2 separate regions of the Homo sapiens genome follow, and region 2 is linked to region 1. Evidence: read pairs that join two places in POLR2A ChIA-PET (ENCODE). Cell type or tissue: Caco-2. All regions are shown on one strand. Each heading gives the region's core, and the rest is flanking DNA. Links, peaks and the distances in the headings are about the cores only.

Region 1 (4,390 bases), core at 249-4,248:
CAGACCAGGGAGGTTCCACAAGGAGCCGGGTGGTGGGGAACAAACTCTGTGACACATGTCAGCTCAGCAGGGCTCCCCTGCACAGTGGGCTGCTAATAGCTGAGGAGCTGTAGACCTGTCTTCTTCCCTGGGATTAATTCATTACTCCAGCCCTACTCGGATTCCGTCAGGTTCAAACGTCAGAATTTAATATGAAGCTAATGAGTCAAATGCTCTCTCTATCTCTCCCTGTCTGGGGCTCACTCTCTTTCCCTTTTCTCTCTCTGCAAATCATTGCAGATGCCAGGGGTCATGTGGGTTGGAGCAGAGCTATGGCTGCCTGGGCCGCAGAGGGGCCTTCCTCCCCTTCTTTAGTGAACAGGAAACCTGCTCTCTTTACTGCACTTGTTTATCGTGAAGATCAAAGTGCTAGGATGATGGAAGCCCACTCCTGCTGGGGTTCCCTGAGTCAAAATCATGGGAACACACGGAGAAGTGAGGAGAACTGATAACAGGGAGAGCCTGATTCCTTGCACTTGGAATTGCTGCTCCTCATTAACCAACAACCGTTTCTGAGAACTCATTATGTGTTGGGTCCATGCTAGGCACTAAGGATACAAAGTTGAATGGGTTGATTGGTTCATGTTTTATAATAAATGTTTAGTGAATATGTAAAGAGGCAGTGGGGTATGGTTGTTAGAGTAGAAGGCTCTGGAACAAGACTTCTTAGGTTTGGATCTGCTGCTCACTGGTTGCATTAACTTAGGCAAGTTTTTTAGCCTCTTTGCCTCTATTTTCTCATCTGCAAAATACAGATAACAAAACAACATTTTCATGCAGTTGTTATGAACATTAAATGGGTTGATACAAGTAAAGCTAGCAAATACTAAATAAATTTAGTTATTGTTCCTATGTGGTAAGAACTTAGGGTTCCAGTTTCTTTTCTGTTTTTTTTTTTTTTTTTCTTTTTGAGATGGAGTTTCACTCTGGTTGCACAGGCTGGAGTGCAATGGTATGATCTTGGCTCACTGCAACCTCCGCCTCCTGGGTTCAAGTGATTCTCCTGCCTCAGCCTCCTGAGTAGCTGGGATTACAGGTGTGTACCACCAGGCCAGGCTAATTTTTGTATTTTTAGTAGAGACGGGGTTTCACCATGTTGGTCAGGCTGGTCTCAAACTCCTGACCTCAGATGATCCACGTGCCTTGGCCTCCCAAAGTGCTGGGATTATAGGCATGAGCCACTGCGCCCGGCCGGGTTCCAGTTTCTAAAATAGAATGAGCCAATATTGAATAGCAGCTTACCTTGTATCAGGCAATGTGATTTATACGCATTAACTTATTTAATCCTTACAATAACCTTATAAGGTAGGTCTCATTATCTTTATTACCGTTTTACACAGGAGAAAGCTGAGACTAAGGTCTGCTCTTGCTGAAGGGCACCCAGCTAGAAAACGATGGAGCTGGAATTTGATCTTTGCTCTGTTGGACTCTGAGTCTGGGCTTTTGGCCACAGTTTGATGTCTTGGGGAGACAGAACATCCATAATTACAGAAATAATATTATCTTGTAACACAGGTCCAAATACAGCACTGTGGGATCCACAGAGAATGATGTGGCTGTCTCTGTTGAGGGAGGTCAAAGAGGGTTTCCTGGTGGAGGTTGAGTAAACATTCCTTCAGTGTATGGAGTAGGGCAGGCAGGAAGCAGAAGGGCCGGTGAAAAGCAGGGTGCATTTGGGACCCTCTAACTAGAATGGCTGGAGGGAAGGTGAATGACGGGGAGTGCCCAGGATTGAGACTGGGAAGGCAGGTGGGGAATGCCTCACACAGGGTGCTGTTGACTGTGAATCAGACATAGGTATTCTGTGAGAACAATGGGAGGCCAGGAATGTGAGGCTGGGGAAGTTGCACAAGACATGCACTATGGAAAGCTCTTTCCCTGCTGAACTGTGGAATACAGATGAGGGCCTGGGAGGCCTGAGGCACGGAGGATGCTTAGGGCATTGCTGCAATTGCCAACTTGTTGCTGTAAACAGGATGACTCCACTCTCCATCCAGGAGACCAGAGGGTGAGTGTAAAAGGAAGAATGGGATTTACAGGTAAAAATGGAGGTCGTGTCTATTTCTGATCCTGGGAAGGAAACAGTGTGACCCAGCCAGGGAAAGAGGGTGTCAGCTCTCAAGACTGCCTGGAAGTAGATGAGTGAGATGTGGATGCACAAGGGGTGCAGAGCAAGTTTATCTGAGAAGAGAATAAGTTTTAACTGACATTTAGTGGTCAGCAAACCAAGCATGCATAGCCAGGGAGGCAGGCAGGTGAGAGGACTATTCCAGGTTCAAGTCAGGAGGGTCTTGAGTTGGAAGAAGGAAAGCCTCTGCTGGGTTAACACAGGAGGCACAGGCAGGGGCACAAGCAGAGGGCAGCGTCCCAGGCAAAATGTGCCCTGCTGGACAGAGCTGGCAGTGTCAGAGCAGCAGCTTCAGTCTAATGGAGGTAACTAGGGACCCAAATGGGAGACCAGACAGATTCAAGAAGGCACTGAGGATCCCATGGCACCTGGGAGAGGGCCAGCCTTTATCTGCTTGGAGAGAAATTCAAATATCTCTTAAGTATTCAGCAAAGAAAATCTTGAAATGGCAAGAGACCACCGCCTGGGGCCCTCAAAGGCTGTGCCCAGCAAGTCAATATTTTGCTAAGTGCTCAGTTTGCAACCAGAAACAATCACTCTGCAAACATATTTCTTTTTATAATTCTTGGTATTTTTCTCTTGTTTTCCTTGCAAAGTTTGTTTTCTTCACCCCTCTTCAATCCCATTTTGGGCATATTTGCAGATCTAAGAGGGAGAGCTATGCCTCCGTGGCTGGCTGGGGTAGCAGCCACAGTCTCAGTCAAGAAGAGCTAAAAGCAGGTATCTGGAACATGCAGAGAGGTGAGAGCAGGGCCTGTCGGGCCAAGTGAGGAGGGATTTTGGCCATTTTCCACTGTGGCCGTGCCTTTGTGATAGGTGGCATGTAGCTCTGATGGAAATAGTCAGGTGGCCCAAATAAATGGAGACCCACGAAGGCTTCCCTGATCCGTTCTTTTTAGAACAACCATAGCTGTTTAGCTAGAGCTATTCTAAAAAGCTCTGTGACTCATGCTTGGCCTTATGTTATAGTCATTCTTGCACATGGCTTGCTCTCTGTACTGGGCTGCAAGCTCCCTGAAGGCTTTGCTGCTGTCATACTGCTATTTTCAACATGGTGTGTTGGATCAGGGGTGGGTGGGTCCCAAGTTCAGGCTCCAGTCCCCAGAAAGGCAACACTTAAGAATGATCTCAACCAGAGATTCAAACTGTGTTGCAAGCCAGCCCATCAAAATGGGAATCTTGGAATAGGGTTCACCACAGAGACCCAGGGATTCTACCTGGGGCACTCAGGGTGAGGATGGGAGAGGGACCTGGAGATTGGGCAGAAGGCAGAGGCACCTTGCTAGAGCCAAGAAAGAGGTAAGAGATTACTTTCCATCTCTATCACCCAGGTCACTGCAATAACCTCCAAAGTTGTATCTACTCTTCAGTCCAGTGGTCCCCAACTTTTTGGCACCAGGGACTGGTCTCGTGGAAGACAGTTTTTCTACAGACCATGGCCAGTGGAAGACAGTTTTTCCCACGCACCAGAGTGCATTACATTTATTGTGCACTTTATTTCTCTTATTATTATATTGCAATACATAATGAAATAATTATACAACTCACCATAATGTAGAATCAGTGGGAGCCCTGAGCTTGTTTTCCAGCAACTAGATGGTCCCATCTGGGGGTGATGGGAGACAGTGACAGATCATCAGGCATTAGATTCTCATAAGGAGCTCACAACCCAGATCCCTCACATGTGCAGTTCACAATAGCGTTTGCACTCCTATGAGCATGTAATGCCGCCACTGATCTCACAGGAGGAGGAGCTCAGGTGGTAATGCAAGCAATGGGGAGTGGCTGTAAATACAGATGAAGCTTTGTTTGCTCACCCGCCGCTCACCTCCTGTTGTGTGGCTTGGTTCCTAACAGACCATAGACTGATACTGGTCCCCCAGGGGTTGGGGTCCCCTGCTTTAGCCTGTCCCTGCTTCCAGTTATCAGCCAGTTGACCATCACTCTGTATCCCTCTCCATTTCAAAATCCTTCAATGACTTCCCATGGCCTCAGAGAAAAGCCCAGACTCCAAAGCCCTAGTTGACTCAATTTTCCACTCTCTGCTCCCTCCACCCATGCAACATTTGCTGTTCAAGACTGTAGCTTATTTATAACCTTCCCCCAACTTAATGTACTTTACAATTTCCTGCCTGGACACCTTTTCAGAGGCCTCATCCTGTTTTTGCATACGAACACCTACAGCCACTCCCTGAGCCCAATTTAGGAAGACTTTTTTTTTTT
Region 2 (4,390 bases), core at 260-4,259, 670 kb after region 1:
CTCGTAGCTGCCCCCAGCTGTGCGGCACCCCAAACCCCCATGCAGCCCTGCAACAATGCCTGAACTAATTCTATCCCATTCTCCTTTAAAAAAGAAAACCCTGGAAATAATTACTTCAGTCAGACATTATTTACTTAAGTAATTCTTTACTCAAACGTCTTTAGGCTTTATTTTACTAATACTACATAATTACGTAATTGTGTAATTAGGAAGAAATTAAATGACAAATGTTTGCTGAGAACAAATTGAAAAAAATAGATCCTTTATTTCCCTGAGTGTTCTCAGTTCAGTACATGACATCTTCTTCCCCCTCCTCCCGTTCTTCCCTCTGGTCTCCCCACCCTCTGAGGTCTCCCCACAGGGGGCATCTCGAGGGCTGACTCCCTGGACAAGTAACAGCAGGTGTGGCATCTTGAGCCTGAGGTAGATCTGAAATGTCTGTCAGCTAACCTGTGTGTCTCTCTATACTGCCTGACCTCCTCCTAGGTTGGGCACTGGAGTCAAGCTTTCTCTGGTTTGCTCTTTCTGTCTCTAAGAAGCCTGGGAGACCCATGAACTCCAACCCACAGCCATCCTAGGAAAGTGAGTACAGCAGCTAGCTAGCCCTAAGGACTATCTTCCCGTGGGCACTGGCCTATTCAGCATGTTCTGCAGACGTGCTTTCAGAGGCTGCCAGGTCCTCAGGCTGAAAGAAAAGAATGAGGGGTCCACCAGGTTGAAAGGGAGTTCAGTGTGGATCTGCTTCACCAACTTCACAGGAATCCATAGCGTCTGCCCCAAAAATCTACCCAAGAAGGAGGCACAGCATGCACCCCAGGACTAAGCTGCCGATGGAGAGGAACCTGTTCACATAGACCACCACGCCTCCCTCCCTCCTTCCTTTCTCCAACCTCAGAAGCTGTGGAAGCCAGTGGAGCTTCCTGTGGGTAAAAAATTCAATCAATCAACCACCCACCCAACACCCATGGAGCATGTCTTTTGTTCAAGTTCTGAGGGGGACACAAAAGAGCAGGCAGGCCACAGCTATGCTCATTAATACGTCAGCTGCTTGGAACTTGGCATGTAGAGCTGTGTTATTCACAGCAGAAAGTTTCCTAGGCCAGCCTGCCAAAAAAAAAAAAAAAAAAAAAAAATCACTACTAAATGTCCCCGGCATTCAGTACCAGAAAGGAAGAGTACTCTTGGGCACTCAAGACTGCTGAAGCTCACATCCTGTCTCCAACACTTGCAGGCTGTGGGCCTGGATGAGTGACTCCATCTTGCTATGCCTCCATTTTCTTGTCAGTAAAATGCGAACCATGAACATGCTACCAGATTCTTGTGAGGATTAAATGAATCTGTGCAGTGAGACACTCAGAAGAGCACCAAGTGTTCAATAAACAGCAATGATGGTCTTCAACGTGTCACTGCAAAAGCCAAGCCATACAGAATAGAAGGGTGCTGTGGGAAAGCGCCCCTGCCAGGAGGATGGCCAGTGCTGGAGGCTCCTCCCCACCTTCACCAGCCCCAACTGACTGTGACTTCGGAGCTCAGGGTAGGGCTGGCAGACGAAGAGTCTGGGAAAGACAAGAAAAGCAAAGGGACACCATGCCCAGGGGAAGGGGCATGGAGCCATGGGAGAGGGACTTCCTGAGACTGAACTGCCCAGAGAAACTTCTACTAGGGGCTTTTCACTTCGGGGGCCAATTGTAGAAAAGAACACAGTGTCCCCAGTCTGACAAACTTGAAAATACTTTCTGAAAAGGGAACGAGTATACACTGTTGGTGGGGATGCAAATTAGCTCAGCCCCTGTGGAAAGCAGTTTGGAGATCTCTCAAAGAACTAAAAATAGAATTACCATTTCACCTAGCAAGCGAACTGGGTCTATAACCAAAGGAATAGAAATTACTGGGTATATACCCAAATAAATAGGAATCGTTCTGCCAAAAAGACACCTGCGCTTGTATATTCATGGCAGCACATTCACAATAGGAAAGATGTGGAATCAACCCAGTTGCCCGTTAACAATGGATTGGATAAAGAAAATGTGGTACATCTACACCATGGAATACTACACAGCTATTAAAAAGAAGGAAATTAGATCCTTTGCAGCAACATGGATGCAGCTGGAGGTCACTCTCCGAAGTGAATTAACATAGAAACAGAAAACCAGATACCACATGTTCTCTCTTGTAACTGGGAGCTAAACATTGTGTACACATGAATACAAAGAAGGGAAAAATAAACATTGAGGATTCCAAAACAGGGGAGAGGTGGAGGGGAGTAAGGGTTGAAAAACTACCTTTTGGGTACTGTGTTCACTATTTGGGTGATGGGATCATTAGAAGCTTAAACCTGAGCACCATGCAATATACCCATGTAACAAACCTGCACATGTACCTCCTGAATCTGACATTTAACAATAAATACATTCTAAGAAAAAAGGAAAATACTTTCCGAGGTTAACTTTTCTTTTTTTCTGCACACCATGGAGAAACAAATAAGATATTAAAGCGACTACTTCCTCTGATGTCACTTTTCATTAGTTTCATAATGAAACTACAAAACAAAGAAACACACAAACCACAGACAAGTGCGAATGGTGGGTCTTGGGTATCCACTGAGGTGAAGCACTTCCCACTGAGGTGAAGGACCCAGGCTTCTGGCCATCTCAGGCTAGAGACAGGGCCTAGAGGAGGGGGTGAGGGCCACGATGGATACAGGCTGGGCACTCTGAGCCCTTTTGACAAGCAGGAGAAATGATGGGTCAAGGAATTTGACCTCCCTGCTCCCCAGTCCTCTCCATAGGAGAGAAAGCATGCACTTCGGAATTTGAATCCCGGCTTAACAAGCTTGGTATCTGACTGACCTTAGGCAAGCTGTTGGGCCTCAGTTTCCTCATTTATAAATCAGGTCTTATAAAATGATTAAATGATCTTTCACAAGACTGTTAAAAGGATTACATGGAATACTGCATTATAAAACACTTAGCTCAGGGCCCTGGCATATATTAAGAATGTAATAGATGGTAATTCATTTATTCATTATTATTATCATGATTATTTCATGGATCCACCACCAGTCCTGCTGCCATAGATCAGATCTTAGGGGGTGTCAAGTTTGGGAGCCTAGGGAAGGGGTGGGGTTTCAGGCCACTGCAAGCGACAATGAGGTCTATAGAAGTGAGGGGAGGGGAGACCAGGGAGAGAGCAGATGAAAGAAAATTTGAAGCAGCTGCAGAGGATAGGGCAGGTCCAAGCCCCATGTGTAGTCCCTGGCTAACCAGCCTGGGCCGCTGTCCCCATGCACTGCCCAGATGGAAGAGACAGTTGACTGGCTAACTGAGAGATCTCTGCCTGAGACAAACCCACCCACGAGGGAGAAATTCCAGCCACCTTCTTTCCAGCATCCTCCACAAAGTTTCTTATTTCCACAAGCCCCTTTGAGGTCTTTAACTTATAATCTAAGGGGGTAAAATTTGCTCATATTCTTTCAGAGGCTAGCCTCAGAGAACTGCATTTTTAAGATTTGCTGTCATAGGCCAGGCACGGTGGCTTACGCCTGTTATCCCAGCACTTTGGGAGGCCAAGGCAGGCAGATACTTGAGGTCAGGAGTCCGAGACCAGCCTGGACAACATGGTAAAACCACGTCTCTACTAAAAATACAAAAATTAGCTGAGCATGGTGGTGGGTGCCTGTAATCCTAGCTACTCTGGAGGCTGAGGCAGAAGAATTGCTTGAACCCAGGAGGCGGAGGTTGCAGTGAATAGAGATCGTGCCACTATACTCCAGCCTGGGCGACAGAGCGAGACTCCATCTCAAAAAAAAAAAAAAATTGCTGTTTTAGCCTTCAGTAAGCCTAGATGCCCACACCTCATCCCCCTACTCAGGCATGGTCTGGGTGTGCCCTACGTGATGTTAACCAGGGCGCTTGCTCTGGCCAGGCTTCCAAAGCTTGGGAATTTAATTAGCCAAGAGAAAGAGGTTCCTCCCAGTGAGGGGGCTTTGCTTCCTCGGATAATTTCCATGGCTCCTTCTGCAGCTGAGTTAGTTCTCACTGGTTTTCATTTTGCTCTGCTCTGCTCAAACTCTCTCAGTCACACTCTGCATTTGCTTTAAGACTGGGTTTGGTGTCCTGTCCAAGCTCTCCCAGCCTGGCCCTGATTTTGCCTTTGCTGCTGCCCCCGTGGTGAGTCAGCTGACTCCCAGAGGCCTCCTCAAACCCTGGCTGAGGGCCTTCTAATCTCACCTCTGTGTTCTCCTTTGCAGGCAGCTACAGGATCGGGATGGAGCAGCAAAAGAACTAGGAAAGCCAGAGTGAGAACAGCCACACCCCTTCTCTCTAGGTCCAGTTTCCATTTTAATTCAATGTGATGGATATTTATAGAGTGTCTAACACAGGAGGGCTCA

Evidence for each region. Peaks named below come from ENCODE experiments on the same cell type or tissue, not always from the same donor. Only the 100,000 strongest peaks of a DNase experiment are listed, where the experiment ranks them.
Region 2: POLR2A ChIA-PET joins it to region 1 with 5 read pairs; 2 of 35 experiments call an interaction of 5 or more read pairs at or near these places.

Annotation. Positions count from the first base shown.
Region 1 is chr11:116,364,682-116,369,071 of GRCh38, reverse strand. All of the region lies in intron 1 of LOC107987166 (a long non-coding RNA gene), which reads left to right. Among named protein-coding and RNA genes, the nearest start is that of LINC02151, 130 kb to the left of the region's middle. RefSeq lists an enhancer at 1,276-2,013. In Caco-2, for the core only: no CTCF peak of the experiment used is centred there; a DNase peak (open chromatin) is centred at 1,861.
Region 2 is chr11:115,696,641-115,701,030 of GRCh38, reverse strand. The region is part of intron 2 of LINC02698 (long intergenic non-protein coding RNA 2698); the gene reads right to left. Among named protein-coding and RNA genes, the nearest start is that of LINC02698, 39 kb to the right of the region's middle. In Caco-2, for the core only: no CTCF peak of the experiment used is centred there; no DNase peak of the experiment used is centred there.